Regions from separate parts of the Mus musculus genome. Here region 2 is linked to region 1. The links are chromatin contacts, found by Hi-C in ENCODE. All regions are on one chromosome and are shown on one strand. The core of a region is the stretch at or near the end of the contact, and the rest is flanking DNA. Distances in the headings are between cores, read along the strand shown.

Evidence for each region. Hi-C counts contacts between places; a loop is a spot of excess contacts on that map.
Region 2: a loop to region 1 is called in a map of T-helper 17 cell, with 7 times the contacts of the local background. The contact joins the promoter of Dync1li1 here to the promoter of U2surp in region 1. A Hi-C loop is called at or near these places in 1 of 37 maps with a recorded cell type or tissue (T-helper 17 cell).

Annotation. Positions count from the first base shown.
Region 1 is chr9:95,507,313-95,514,101 of GRCm38, reverse strand. It overlaps U2surp (U2 snRNP-associated SURP domain containing), which reads left to right and starts at 2,106. Exons shown (of 28, transcript NM_001357974.1): 1 at 2,106-2,285. The coding sequence starts at 2,241.
Region 2 is chr9:114,685,894-114,693,135 of GRCm38, reverse strand. It overlaps Dync1li1 (dynein cytoplasmic 1 light intermediate chain 1), which reads right to left and starts at 4,305. Exons shown (of 13, transcript NM_146229.2): 1 at 4,109-4,305; 2 at 3,854-3,927. The coding sequence starts at 4,254.

The DNA.
Region 1 (6,789 bases), core at 857-3,356:
GATCCTGATCTTGAGGCATAGTGGCTATGAAAAGCTTAGGCCCAGGCAAGGTAGTACATATGCCTTTAATCCCAGGAGACTAAGTAAGGCAAGTCCCAGATCCAGGTGGGCCACACCTTCTGCTGCAGACCTACATAAGGACATTGGAAGGAGGGCTCATCCTTCTTCGCCCGCTTGCCTTGTGGGACTGAGCAACTGCTAGATCCTTGGATTTCTATTCACAGCTGCTGCTGACCACTGTTGGGGAGTTGGACTACAGACTGTAAGTCATCAATAAATTCTCTTACTATATAGAAAATACTCATAAGTTCTGTGACCCTAGAGAACCCTAAATACAAATATTTTAAATAAAGCTGTGATATGAATGCTGTAAAGTAGGTTTCACAATCTGTTCCGAATTTATTATTGGAACCCTGCTGTTTTTAATATATAAAAGCCTCCACAGTATTGTGACTTACAGAGACAGACATAAGGCTGTACAGTGTAAAACTTGGGAATAAGGAGATTGCAAAGTAACCCTGTATATAACTGACACTGAAGAAAGGAGCAGTAGGGGAGGGAACTGAAAGAAAGAATGAACTCTGAGAGTAGGAGTAGGCTCAGGAGACGGAGTCACAGAAGCAAGTACATTTACCATACAGAAGTTGAAGTTTATTTTTTGGTTGATGGGGGTATAGTGAAGGGGGTGGGGGAGCGACCAGGGAAGCATTAGTCTAGGAGGCTACATTGCTGAACTCTCTAAAAAGGTCAATAAGCAGGGCGGTAGTGGCACACGCCTTTAATCCCAGCACTTGGGAGGCAGAGGCAGGCAGATTTCTGAGTTCGAGGCCAGCCTGGTCTATAGAGTGAGTTCCAGGACAGCCAGGACTACACAGAGAAACCCTGTCTTGAAAAAACCAAAATAAATAAATAAATAAATATCAATAAAATCTGGTGGTAGGCGATGAGGTATAAATAAGCCAGGTACCAGAGATAGAAACCGTAGTAACAGGAAGCCAACGATCAGAAAGTAACGGTTGCTATGCATGAAAGTACAGTATAATACGGTTCTGTGCCCTCCAGCCCAAATGAATTTATTTCCATTCTCAGGTCCTGTCACACATCTCCAATTCTGAGCCTCTTCTCTAGGTCTGACCCTTATCTGTAACTGAAATCTAGGTGATGGCACACACGTTTTCTCCCAGCACTTGGGAGACAGATCTCCGAGTTTGAGGTCAGCCTGGTCTACAGCACAGGGACAGCCAGGGGTGGAATGCCGACAAACTGGAAAAACCCAAATCAAACCAAACTTACTCATTCCCCGCTTCCCTTCAATTAACAAAAAGCTTAGACATGGTGGCCCAAGACTAATTCCCAGGACCTGAGGCGGGAAAATCAGCAGTTCAAGGCTATCTTCTGCTACACAACTTTTGCGACTATGCTTCAAAGAAATAGGTGCGGGTAGCCAGAAGTCTCAGAGGGAAAAAGGCACTTGCTGAGCAAACCTGCCAACCTCATTTCGATCCCCAAATCCCACCAACTCCTTCAAACTGTCCTTTAACCTCCCCACAGTTGCTAGGGCGTGCCTGTACTGCACAGTAACAATAAACATGCTCGTTTTAGAACAGCGTCTATATTACGATCCATCCCTCCCCAACTCCATGCCCAGTCTATGCAGGTACCATGCTCCGACGTCCTAAACAGTTTTTATCCTATTTCCCTGTTTTTTCTCAACTCTGAAGTCACTGCTCACCATTTTTTAACGTGAGCAGATTGCAAATTTGCCTTGCCACCAAGGCCTGTGCCCCCTGGGGGATCGTGCGGCAAAGTGTCTCGACGAACTGCCTCATCAGCTGAGGTGAGACGCTCGGCTCACGTGGCTACTGCAGTTGCTTTAAAAGAGCAGCTTCCTTCCCCCCTCAGGAAGTAGAACCCGCTCGCATCTAACGCCGGTTGGCTCTGGGAGGAAAATGACTGAATTATCAGTTGGCCTTGAAAGTCGGGTCAAGGAGAGTCCCTAAATTCCGCAGGCGCGTGACGTGACTGGGCGCCGCAATTCACCGGAAGGCGAGCGGGGTGGGCGGGGCGCGTAAAAGCGCCTCGACGCGGAAGTCACGCGGCCCCGGCGCCGCGGAGGTCTCCGTCTCGGCGTTCGGCTATTCGGCCTGGCAGCCTTTCTGGCGCGCTCGGCTGCTATCTGTTCTCTCGGTGCTCGACTCACCCGCGCTGCTGCCTCCGCTGAAGGAGGAGCAAAGCTCAAGATGGCCGACAAAACGCCAGGCGGATCTCAGAAGGCCAGTTCAAAGGTAGTTTCTTAGAGATCTCCGTCAGTCAGGGGGGTCTCTCACCGTGGTCGAGGGCCTACAGAAGCCTCTGGCCTTCGAGGGTTTCCTGGGGCGAGGGGCTGAGGCCTGTTGGCCACAGTGGGCCTGGCACCGCTGCACCAAGGTGCGCAGGTTGAGAGGCCCGAGCGCGCGTCCGTCCCGACTGGGATTCAGCCCCACACCAGCGTGCCTGGTGGCGAGCGGGGCTGGTCACCTCGTTCGGCTTTGTGGGTCAGAGCAGTGGTTCCGAGGTGGTCCGGCGTCCTTGTATCACCCCTTGCTGCTCTCGGAGGCTGCGGGCTAGAGGCTGGGAGAGGCGGGAAGGTTCCCGGTCTTAGATGCCTGTTTCTTCCCCCCTCGTCCTCCCTTCTTTACTTTGGCTCTTACTCGTTCCTGGCCTTACACGGTTTCTCTCCTTGCCGTCCAGGAAATTAGGCTGGACGGGTTGCAAGGGTGTGCGAGAGACCCGCCAGTGGAGGGCCTGGGGTTGGGACGTGCGGAGGGAGCCGCTCTCTGAGCCTCAGGGTTAGAGCCACACTTCCCATGTGATTTTCCTCCCACTTCCCGGGAAGTGAAAAGTGAACAACATCCCTCTTGAGGGCCGCAGACTCAGGGTCTCAAGCAGTATGTGGGGTTTCCATTGGAAAGGGAAACTACGGTAGACGTGGAAATTGCCCAAATGCCCTTACATGTGAGTTTATAGGGAGCCCTGTGCATTGCTTGGGAAACCGTTGAACTGTAATTAAGCGTTAGTAAGGTTGGGTTAACAATTGGTGTTAGTTGCCATTTTGGCCAGCGTGTTTAATCCCATTTATTTACTTATCTATTTTGGATTATTTTGCTTGGAGATTCTCGTCCCCATCTCGGTATTAAAGATGCCTAAGTACTGCCATAAACCAGTGGCGAGGCTTGAGATGCAGAGATAAGGAGTTGGATAACATTTAAAGAGTCTCGGAACGTAAAGTGTATGATTATCTGTTTGCATTTGCTGTTTGGTTTGAGAAACAAACCAAACTTGCTCTCTTTCTAATAAGGCTGACGTTTATTTATTTGTTAATTTTTAAATTTTTGCCATTTTGCTGAATGATTGCCCCAGATTTACTTAGCAAGTAGTAAAGGTCTTACTAGACATTCTTCAGAACTATGGGAGGGCCCAGTTCTGGTTGTCCTTACACCAGACCTTTACTGTAAGTCAGCTTCCTTTTTCTCCAGTAGTTTTTCCCCTCCTTCCCTTTCTGGGGGAGCAGGTGAATGAAGGGGTACCTCATGATGCCACTCCTCCTTTCAGACCCGTGACCAGGACAGGTACCCACATCCATAGTTACAATTTGTTTTGATATTCTTCTCAAAGCATTTAGTATTTCCTGCATGAGGCCTGGGTAGATTGAAAGCTTTTCAAAGTATGTGTTCAGACTTTTTTCTAAGAGAATACTTCTCAGGACTCTGTGTAGTTTTTAAGTATTAAGTAGCTTGTTGGATTTTTTTTTTTTCATTCACACTTGTCAGTTTATAGTCCTTTAGATGTCACCAAAGGGTTCCTTACTCGTGTCTGAAAAGGGAATATTTATACTCAAGAGTTTTGCCAGGATTTTTCCATGTAATGGAAAGTGTTGTAATGGAATGGCGAGGTTATAGGTTTTGAAAACAAATACGATACCTAATCTCTTCAGCCTCAGGTTTTCTTATCTTATTACAGGAAAAAAATTCTTTTATAGGGCTGATAGAAAGATGGAGTTACTGTAAATGTTAGTAAATCTTACTTCAGTTTCTAAGTCTATATAGATCATCCACCCATCCTGCGTACTAGGTTTTTGAGCTGGGTCTCCCGTAGCCCAGGCTGGCTTGAACTTTAACCTTCAGCATCCTGCTGCTCCTTCCTTGTATTTCCCAGAGTTGGGATTACAGGCATGTGCCAACCGCTTCCAGCTCCCTTTTTTTTAAGGAACTAGAAAGCACTGATTTGGATTATTAAGTGTTGGCCATCATAATGACCACTCAAATTGTTGTTGTTTTTTTTTAATTTCAAATGTAAGTCTAGACATTATTAGATTATAAGATCATTTTGGCCTTAGTACAATATTTGGAATTTCCAGGCTTGTATTCTGTGCTGTATATCAAGTAAGTAGAGACTTCTGTTTCATGCTCTTGCTATGGTAGTTACATTTCCATCAATTTGGGTAGAGGTGTTTATTAGTCATTTCTACACATTGAAAGAATATTTGTACAAGATATAGGGTTTTTACCATTGACCATGATGAAGTCTCTATCTTTTACAAAAGTGTGCATGTCTGTGTGCACACATGTGCACCCTCATGCCGCAGTGTAGATGTGACAGAGGACAACGCTAGGTTCTAAGGATCAAATTCAGGCCTTCAGGCTGTGTGGCCTATGTCTGCATTCTCTGAGTCATGCTCATGGCCCCATTAGTGTTTCTTAATTACAAAATACATAAACCACTAGTTATTTTTAGCTTTAAAATTAACTTCATGATGTACACAGTGTATGTAGTTCTTGCTAAGGGGACTTGATGGGGGGGCACCCTTCCAAAGTCCCTTTTATTTTATGTAATTGTTCTATACTTTTCATTTTTAATATCTCCTGGTAGACACTGAGCACATATTTTAGAAATAAAATTTCCTAAGCAAAGTATTTCATGGCTTCAGGAGGGGGTTTGGAGCCATATTGTAGCTTTGTTTCAGAGCAGTAAGACAGAACGTATGGTTGTTAACCTGAGATATTGCTAGATATAAAAAAATAAGTTTACCAAAAATGTGTTATTTTGCCAGGCAGTGGAGGCCCATGCCTTTAATCCCAGCACTTGGGGGACAGAGGGAGAGGCAGAGGCAGAGGCAGGTGGATATCTGAGTTCCAGGACAGCCAGGCCTACTACACACAAAGAAACCCATCTTGAGAAACAAACAGAAACAAAAAAGAAAAAATATTGTTATTTTAACCTTTGTTTGCATGTTCATACAAGTGAGGATTAGAAGACAATGATTATATTTCACTGTGTGGCAGTGGCAGTACCTGTCTCCTTTTTAAAATACTGTATTTTATTTGTTGCGTGTGATTGTACGTAGACCTGGCTGGAGGCTGGAGGACCGGCCGCTTGAAGGAGTTGGGTTCCTTTCCTCTATCACTTGGGCCCTGGAGATCATCCTTTGTCAAGGATTGTCAGGCTTCGTTGGCAGCAAGCACCTTTACCTGGTAACCCGCTCTGCCTGCTCCAGTACCTTTTTTCTTTTTTAAAATCATCTCTTGTGTAACACTTTCTGAGGAGATGTGAACAGACATCTATCTGCTTACTCTAGGTAGGAACTGACAGGAAGATACCAGCAAAGTCTAGCTTGGTGACCCAGTGTGTTTTTATGGGTTTACTTACAGGAGTGTGGTTTTTCCAGGTAACTCCGCTTTTCTGAGAGTCTTCTGGGTAGCTTAGCTGGTCTGTTTCAGGTGGCTTGGCTAGGTGGAGAGTATCTCTTCTAGCACTCCTCACTACTTATATTCCCTTGTAGGGTATCTGGTTAGTTTCAGGGACTTCCTGCAGCTTTTGGATTGTTTATTTTCTAAGTGTCTCTGCAGGATGGAATGTTCACCTCCATATTCTGTGTCTTAAGATCTACTCTCCATGCCGGGCGGTGGTGGTGCACGCCTTTAATCCTAGCATTTGGGAGGCAGAGGCAGGCAGATTTCTGAGTTTGGGGCCACTGGTCTACAGAGTGAGTTCCAGGACAGCCAGGGCTATACAGAGAAACCCTGTCTCAAAAAACAACAACAAAAAAACCAACCAACCAACCAAACAAACAAACAAAAACCCCAAAACCAAAAAAACCCCCAAAAACCCCTAAAACCAAAAAACCAAAAGATCTGCTCTCCAACATGGATGCTTAGCTGCACAACACCATCAAAATTGTCTTATAGAGGTAAATGAATGAAACAGGAATTACTGAATCTTTGAGCATGTAGTTCTGAATTGACAGACTGAGTACTAGTAAAAAAATAGTAATGCTTAAAAAATAGTAAAATTAGAATCTATTCACGGCTTGAAATTCCTATTTATTTCCTCTGTGTGTGTGTAATGTGGAGATTTAAGTGTGAAAAATAGTTTGCCAGCTTGAAACTGGACCTTTAGTATGCTATGATTGCAACTTTATCTTAAAATATAAAGTGGCGCAACTTTTTAGTGGTTGGTTGTGTTTTGAGTGTAAGTAGGAAGTATGGTACCACTTCTCCCATTTCTGAGAGAGAGGCTCTTACTATGTAGCCTAGGCTATCTGTGAACTCACTGTGTAGCCTAAACTGGCCTTGGACTCTATTCAGAGTACTAGGATTATAGACTTGGACATCTTGTCCAGCTTAAACCAACCCCCCCTCCCCCATTTTTTTCCCTTCTTTCCTTTCTTCTTTGCTCCCTCCCTTCCATTTTTCTTAGAGATGGTCTAATGGGCTAGCCTCAAACTCTCTATGTAGCTTTGGATGACTTTGA
Region 2 (7,242 bases), core at 3,056-5,555, about 19 Mb before region 1:
TAAGCAAGCCAACTTATTCTGTATGAGGCGCCAGGTTCAATCCCCACTCCCCACTAAGAAAGGAGAAAGATGTAGATGTAGGTAAAATGACTGAGTGCTGTCACAGTCTTCCTGGACCTCACTCTGAGCCAGGCCTGGGTGGATTAAATGACGCTTAGGACAAGTGTCAAGGAGAGTTATGCACTCAATAAGCCATATCCCAAAGCCCAATAAGCACTTGAATTTTCTTCCTTTCCTGGTTTTTTTAAGGAGTTTTTTTTCTTTATGTTTATGAATGTTTAGCTTGCACGTGTGTATGTGCCCCATTTGTACGCCTGACAAGGCCAGAAGATCCCCGGAACTGGAGTTACAAATGGTTGTGAGTTAGCAAGTGGTCCTGGGAACTGAACCTGGGCCCTCTGCAAGAGCAGCCAGGACTCTTACCCGCTCAAGCATCCGTCCTTGCTCTTGTTTGTTGTTGTTGTTGCCTTTGCATTCCTGATCCTCCTGCCTGAATCTCCCAAATGCGGGGATGCATCAGCAGATCAGGAGCTTCTCTGGAAAGCCAAGGGCTCCCTATGCAGCGTCTCAGTGTGCTCTCACGCTTTACCCTCCCGGGCACTGGATTAGGCCAGGATTCTGTCAGCTATGGAGCTTGCCTGCTCAGACGTTTCCTCACCTTCCAGTCTCACCCAGAAGCCTGACTAAATAGAGATTAACTCTGACGTGGAATGGCACTTTCAAGGAAGGTCAGGAGCCCACTGGCCCCATGAGTGTTGTCTGTCTCGTCATGGTGTGGTTACATGGGTGGATACTCAGGTGAACTCACAGAATACTTGAGATTAATGCACTTCCCAGTGTTTAAATTAACCTTAACTATTTCCTTAAAAAAATAGAGACGATCTAGCTGGTATTAAATTTCAATAACTTTGTGAGTTTGAAGAATAAAAAGACTTAGCCGGGCATGGTGGCGCACGCCTTTAATCCCAGCGCTCGGGAGGCAGAGGCAGGCAGATTTCTGAGTTCGAGGCCAGCCTGGTCTACAAAGTGAGTTCCAGGACAGACAGGGCTACACAGAGAAACCCTGTCTCAAAAAAAAAAAAAAAAAAAAAAAAAAAAAAAAACAGATTCTTTTCCTTTAAATAATTACTGATATTTTGATTCAAAAATAAGCATCGAGTAGTAAGAGTTTTGTATATGGCATTGTCACCCTTGAAAATGGTTAACAACTGCCTGTAAACCCAGCTCCAGAGGAATCTGACACCCGTGACCTCTGTGGGCACTGCATTCTTGTGCATATAACCCCACCCCACTCCCACCAAGCCTGGGTGTTTTTATCCTACTTGGAGGACAGGTGAAGTGCAAGCTAAGGGTTAAATTGTGATTGATATGTGATATGCAGGGTGGATATGGAAGGGATTCAGACAAAGGCCTGTATCTCTCTTACTAGGCTATTTCTGAAATTCAAAGCCTTGTTAATAGGCTCAGACTTGCTTTCTTTTCTTTGAATATAGACTCCAGGGTTGGAGAGATGGCTCAGTGGTTAAGAACACTGACTGCTCTTCTGGAGGTCCTGAGTTCAATTCCCAGCAACCACTTGGTAGCTCACAACCATCTGTAATGGGATCTGATGCCCTCTTCTGGTGTGTGTCTGAAGGCAGCTTCAGTGTACTCATCATATATATAAAACAAATAAATAAAATCTTGAATATAGACTCCAACAAAACACTACTATCATTCCTGAGTGACATCTTAGAGCCAAGCATCTCCCTGGCCTGATACTCTAAACCTCCTGACAAAGACAGCTGTAATACCCACTGTGTGCTCCTTCCTTCACAGCTGTAATACCCACTGTGTGTTCCTTCCTTCACAGCTGTAATAACCACTGTGTGTTCCTTCCTTCTTCTACCACCACAGACTGAACACTGCTACACCACCTGACAATTAAATGCCTCCAAGCATTCTTTAAAGGAAGTTTGGGGAAGTAACTGCATTTGCATAAACAGTATTTTTTTAAAAAATCAATGATTAGCCTTTTCCAGACCTAAAGAGGGCTCATGGAAACCTTAATAGTACTGAAGGAAAAACATGACACTTGAAGCTTATATAATGACACCAGATGGAACTTTCTAAACTATTAATATTAAGTTCATCGGAAGAAAATCTAGCCTAGGAGTGCGGGGCCTCTGTACACCAAGTCTTGTAGACTGACCCAGTATTAGAAGATCTAGAAAACACCAGAAAGGTAAAAGACTGCCAATTTTTACTGCTGAAATTTGTAAAGAAATCTATTTAACAGAGTAATGAAAACATAATCTACTCCAAGGGGGTCATTCAGTCTTAAGTTCACTTTATCAGTACACAATCTACCTACATTAATAACCTGTCTACAGTAGTAATTACAAACAGTCCCGGAACTGGTTTTTGTTTTGTTGCTTTGGGGCCCTGTTTTATTTCTGCCCCATCAATACCGCGTATTTGGGCAGTAATCCTTTCTGTTTTTAAGGAAGAAGACAGGCTTACTGGGCACAGGGCAATGGGAGCAGCAGGCAGAGCCACAACTCAACTGGGGGGGGAGGGGGTAATTCACTTGCTAAAGACATCCCAGGAATGCTTTCTCATTCACTCCGGTCCCTCACAGGATTCTCTGCGGCCTGGCTTTACAGTGAGCCATTTGGCTCTCCCACAGTTCCAGGAGGTAGGGACTGTTTCTCCATAACTCTCCTTTGAGAGATGAATGGACCGAGGTTTGTGGACAGTAGCAGACTTGCGTCAGATCCGCGTGGTTTGTACATGTTTGTACTCAGTCCTGGCTATCTGCACGTGGTGCTTTCAATCACAGGAAAAGACACAATGCTAAGCTTTCAACGAGCTTGACCACAGCTTCCCAAAGCACAGGCATGTGTTGTGTTGTGTTTTGTGTGTGTGTGTGTGTGTGTGTGCATGTAACTGGTGGTGGTGGGGTCATAGAGAATGAGTCATTTCTTCCTACCGACTCATTCATTGTCACCCGTGGAGAATCTCAGGTAACTAAAACTCTTCAAGCACAGTTTCTCAGCCTTTTGGCTAAAATCAAAGAGTCTGAAGTCTCGAAACACCCACTTCCAAGTTGTAAAATATTACTGTCACCCTATTATACACTCCAATATCCTGCATGTAAAAAGAAAAGGTGGGGGTTGGAATTCCTCCCAGAGCTGGAAAGACCTGCAAAACTGTTAAGTGGGATTGTTTATTGTCCCTGGGTCCTTTATCCTCACTTTGCAGCCAGTAGATTTAAAAAAAAAAAAAAAAAAAAACCTAAGAGAAAGGGGAGACATGTCTCCCTTATTCCAGCCATTCCGCTGAGGGCACTAAATGAGAACGCTGTTCTACTGCCCTTTACAAATTTCAGAGTTATTAGGTGACAGTTAAAAAGGCAACTGCAACCCGAGCACCCAGCACTGGGAGAACGGGAGAACGCTGATTCAAATAACACTCCTCACGACCCAGTCTCTGGCTCCTGTCAATTACACAAAAGAGTCTGCTATTAAATATTGATGGCATGCATTTGCGCTGGGGCTCTCACCAAGAGCCCTCATGCTACCAATCTCTGTCAAAAACTGTCCCCGTCTTTCTAGGTAGAATCCCAGACCACTGGGAGTGCCTCGGGTGTTATGTTCATTCTGTCTCTCCCAGAGGAGATGACAGAGCCACCCCACATCCCAGGGAGGAGAAAAGACCGGAGGGTCCAGGCCGGAAGGACCAGGGACCCCTTGTCCCCCCAGCTGTCAGCAGCAAGCCGGGAGGCGGGGCGCAGCCGGGCCCGAGTGTCCGCACAAAGGCAGTGGGCGAACGGATGTGACCGTGCACCCGGGCCACATCGGATATCACTTACCCAGCAGCAGCACGTTCTTCCCGGTCGGGAGCTTGGAGCGCGAGCGCGTGGAGACCTCGCTGAGGATGCAGGACCTAACAGGGAGCAAGGCGCAGGCTAAGTAAGGCCGGGCCCGACCGAGGACGAGAACCGCCGGGCCCAGCTCCCGGGAGGCCCCGCCCGTCTCCCAGCTCCCGCGGGGCTCGGGGATCCCAGAGGCGTCCGCCCTGGCGAGGAGATAACCCGCGGGGGACCGGAGAGGGGTGCGGTCCTTACCAAAGGTTCTGCCCGTCCTCATCGTCGCCCGCCGCGGGGCCGCCGCTGCCCGACGCTAGCTCGTTGGCTAGGGGTCCGCTGGCGTAGGTCGAGGCTAGCCCGGGTGGAGATGAACCGAACGAGCCGACTCGCCCCACGGCCGCCATCTTGGTCGGGAATCACACCACTCCTGACAGGGCTGGAAGAACGAAGCGGCGACTGCGGCGGCGGCGGCAGCAGCGGCGGACGGAACCCGGATATGGACGCTCCGGGCTCGGGAGCCGACCGCGCCTGCGGGGGCGGGGACCAAGCCTGAGGGCGGGGTCTGGGGAGGGGTTGTCCAAGGAGCAGGGCGCTGCTGCACATGCGCGGCAGCAGACCGGGTCGCGCATGCGCGGCCTGATTCTCTGCTTGGACTGTGGTAATGCTGGTTTTCCCTGTGTCTCCAAGCTGAAACGCCGCCCAAAGTGCACCACCCGTCATCCCGGTTGCCCGCCGGGCGTGCCGGGCATGTCAGTAAGCGAAGCAGCTTCCCACCTTTCAGTGGGGCGGTAACCTGGGACCGGCGTGGATATCCAGCGCTGCCCACCCTTCAGTTGGGCCAAGTGGGGTTCAACAGCCTTAACTACCCCGGTCCTGGATTTCTGCTCTTTCCTCCTTAAATTCTAAAAGGACGATGAGTACCTCAAGGTGGACCCACATCTGGAGCCGGTTCTTCCAGACTCTTTGCGACTGCGAGACATAAATGTTGGCAACACTTGGAAAATTAATGGTCTTGATGGATTTGTGTTTTGGTTTGTTTTCTGATGGGAATCTCACGTAGCCCAGGCTAGAGTCTTTACCGATCTGCTTGCCTGTGGGTCCTAAGTGCTGAGGCAGGTGAACCGGTGCACATCACTATGCCCACCTCTGGTCTGATGTCTGATGTTTCAGATTCCTGTGAGATCTGAAAAGACTCCCTACAGGAGTCGGCTCTCCGTTACCATGGTTAATACACAAGCACGGAGAACCTAAGCCAGACCCCAGATAATTCTCTACTAGAACTTGATTAGCTAAATATAATGGAAAATCTAAGGCCTGTTTCCAGAAAGAGTCGATGGCTTTAAGGCTGTCGTGCGCCCCATAAGAACAATTGCTGAAGATAGTCTGACTTTTGAACATTTTTTCCCCTTACTTTGAAGAGAGCTCGTTCACGTGACCCGAGTGATGATGCTACTATGCAAGCGAGAAAATCCACAACCCCGCGCTGCATTTGCTACAGGCACTGCATTTACTAGGGTTTGTCCACTCGCTAATCTCGAGTTCAGACCCTAGTAATGTGGGATAAAGGGAAGATTAAATGGGATGATTCACATAAAAGATTTATAACTGTGCCCAGAAAATCATAAGTGTTCAGCGCGTGGTAATTACTGTTTTTATTTTTAAATCTTCTGTCAAAGATATATTTATTACTTTATGTATACAGGTATTTTGCCTGGATGTATGTCTGTGCACCACATGAATGTCTATGCCCTGGTGCCAGTAGAGGCCCGAAGGGAGCATCAATTCCCTGGAACGTGGATTGGGTTGAGAGCTAGCATGTGGGTGCTGGGAATTGAATCTAAGTCCTCTGGAAAGGAGCAAGTGCTCTTCTATTTGTTTGTTTGTTTGTTTGTTTATATGAGTACACTGTCACTGTCTTCAGACACACCAGAAGAGAACATCATATCCCATTACAGATGGTTGTGAGCCACCATGTAGTTGCAGGGAATTGAACTCAGGACCTCTGGAAGAGCAGTTGGTTCTCTTAACTGCTGAGCCATCTCTCCAGCCCAAGCAAGTGCTCTTAATTGCTGAGCTATATCTGCAGTCCTGTTAATCTGTGTGTGTCTGTGTGTTGATGCATGTGTCTTTGTGTTTATGCATGTGTATGTGTATATTTATGCATGTGTGTGTCTGTATATCTGTGTGTGTGTCTGTGTGTTTATGTGTGTGTGTGTGTGTGTGTTCATTCTCAAGAAAACAATGTTGGGTGTCAGTCCCCACCTTCCCCCTTGTTTGAGGTGGGGTCTCTTGGAGTTGGTCCATTTGTGGTTTGTCACTTCGTGGACCACACAAGTTGACCCTGGAGCATCCACCTCTCAGTTGATGTAGAAACACTGCTTGTCTGGCTTTACCTTGGATTCTAGGCCTCTTCCCTCAGGCCCTCAAACTGCAAGCCCTTTACCTACAGAGCCACCTCTCCGGCCCACTTTACTGATATGTGAGACTCAAGGAGCTAAGGGTGGCCCTGACTCTGTGAATGCTGATGCTCTTGAGTGACTGACCTCTCCAGGGGTCACTACAGGGGGAAACCACCTTACCTACTTACTTATGAATGTTTGTCTTAACCTTTCCAGCCATATCTGGCCAACCCTTGCTAAAGGTGGTCATAATGACTTCCTGCAGCTAAGATTAATGTCATTGTGATTAGGAAAGGACCCAGAGATTTCCCATGTACCCTAGCTTTTCCGTGATGGCCTCCCACATTACAGCCACGAAGGAAAGCTCCAAGAGCTGCGGCCCCTTTGAGCGACGGTTCAGTTTCTGCTCCGTTTATTGCTTCACTTATCTTCTTTCCTCTGAGCATTTTCTCAGTTTCGTTTATACACAGAGCTGTGGTTTCCATATCAGATTTGCTATGTCTGAAAAGTGTTTACTTTTATAATAGTGTCAGACCTTCAGATAAGCTAACTAAAGACTCAAACTGAGGTCAAAGTTGTATTCCTATGGTGCTGGGGAGTTGCCTCAGTTGGTAGAGTGTCTGGACACAATGCATGAAGTCCTGAGTTCCATCCCCAGCACCAAATACACCAGGTGTGGTGGGATAGGCCTATAAGCCCAGCATTTGGGAGATGGAGGCAGGAGGTTGGGAAGTTCAAGGTCACCTGCAGATACACAGTCAATTCAAGGGCAGCCTGGGCTACATGTGACCTCACTTCTAAACAGAAAATTAAAAAAAAAAAAAAAAGTGGGGGGAGTTGTAATTCCTGTGACTTTTTTTTACTATTGATATATAGCATTCTTCTATTAAGATACCTGATTAAAATTATTCCTTATAAATGTCTACCATGTGCCAGGCTGCATTTTTTAAACTTTTTTTTTAAAGATTTATTTATTTATATGTAACTACACTG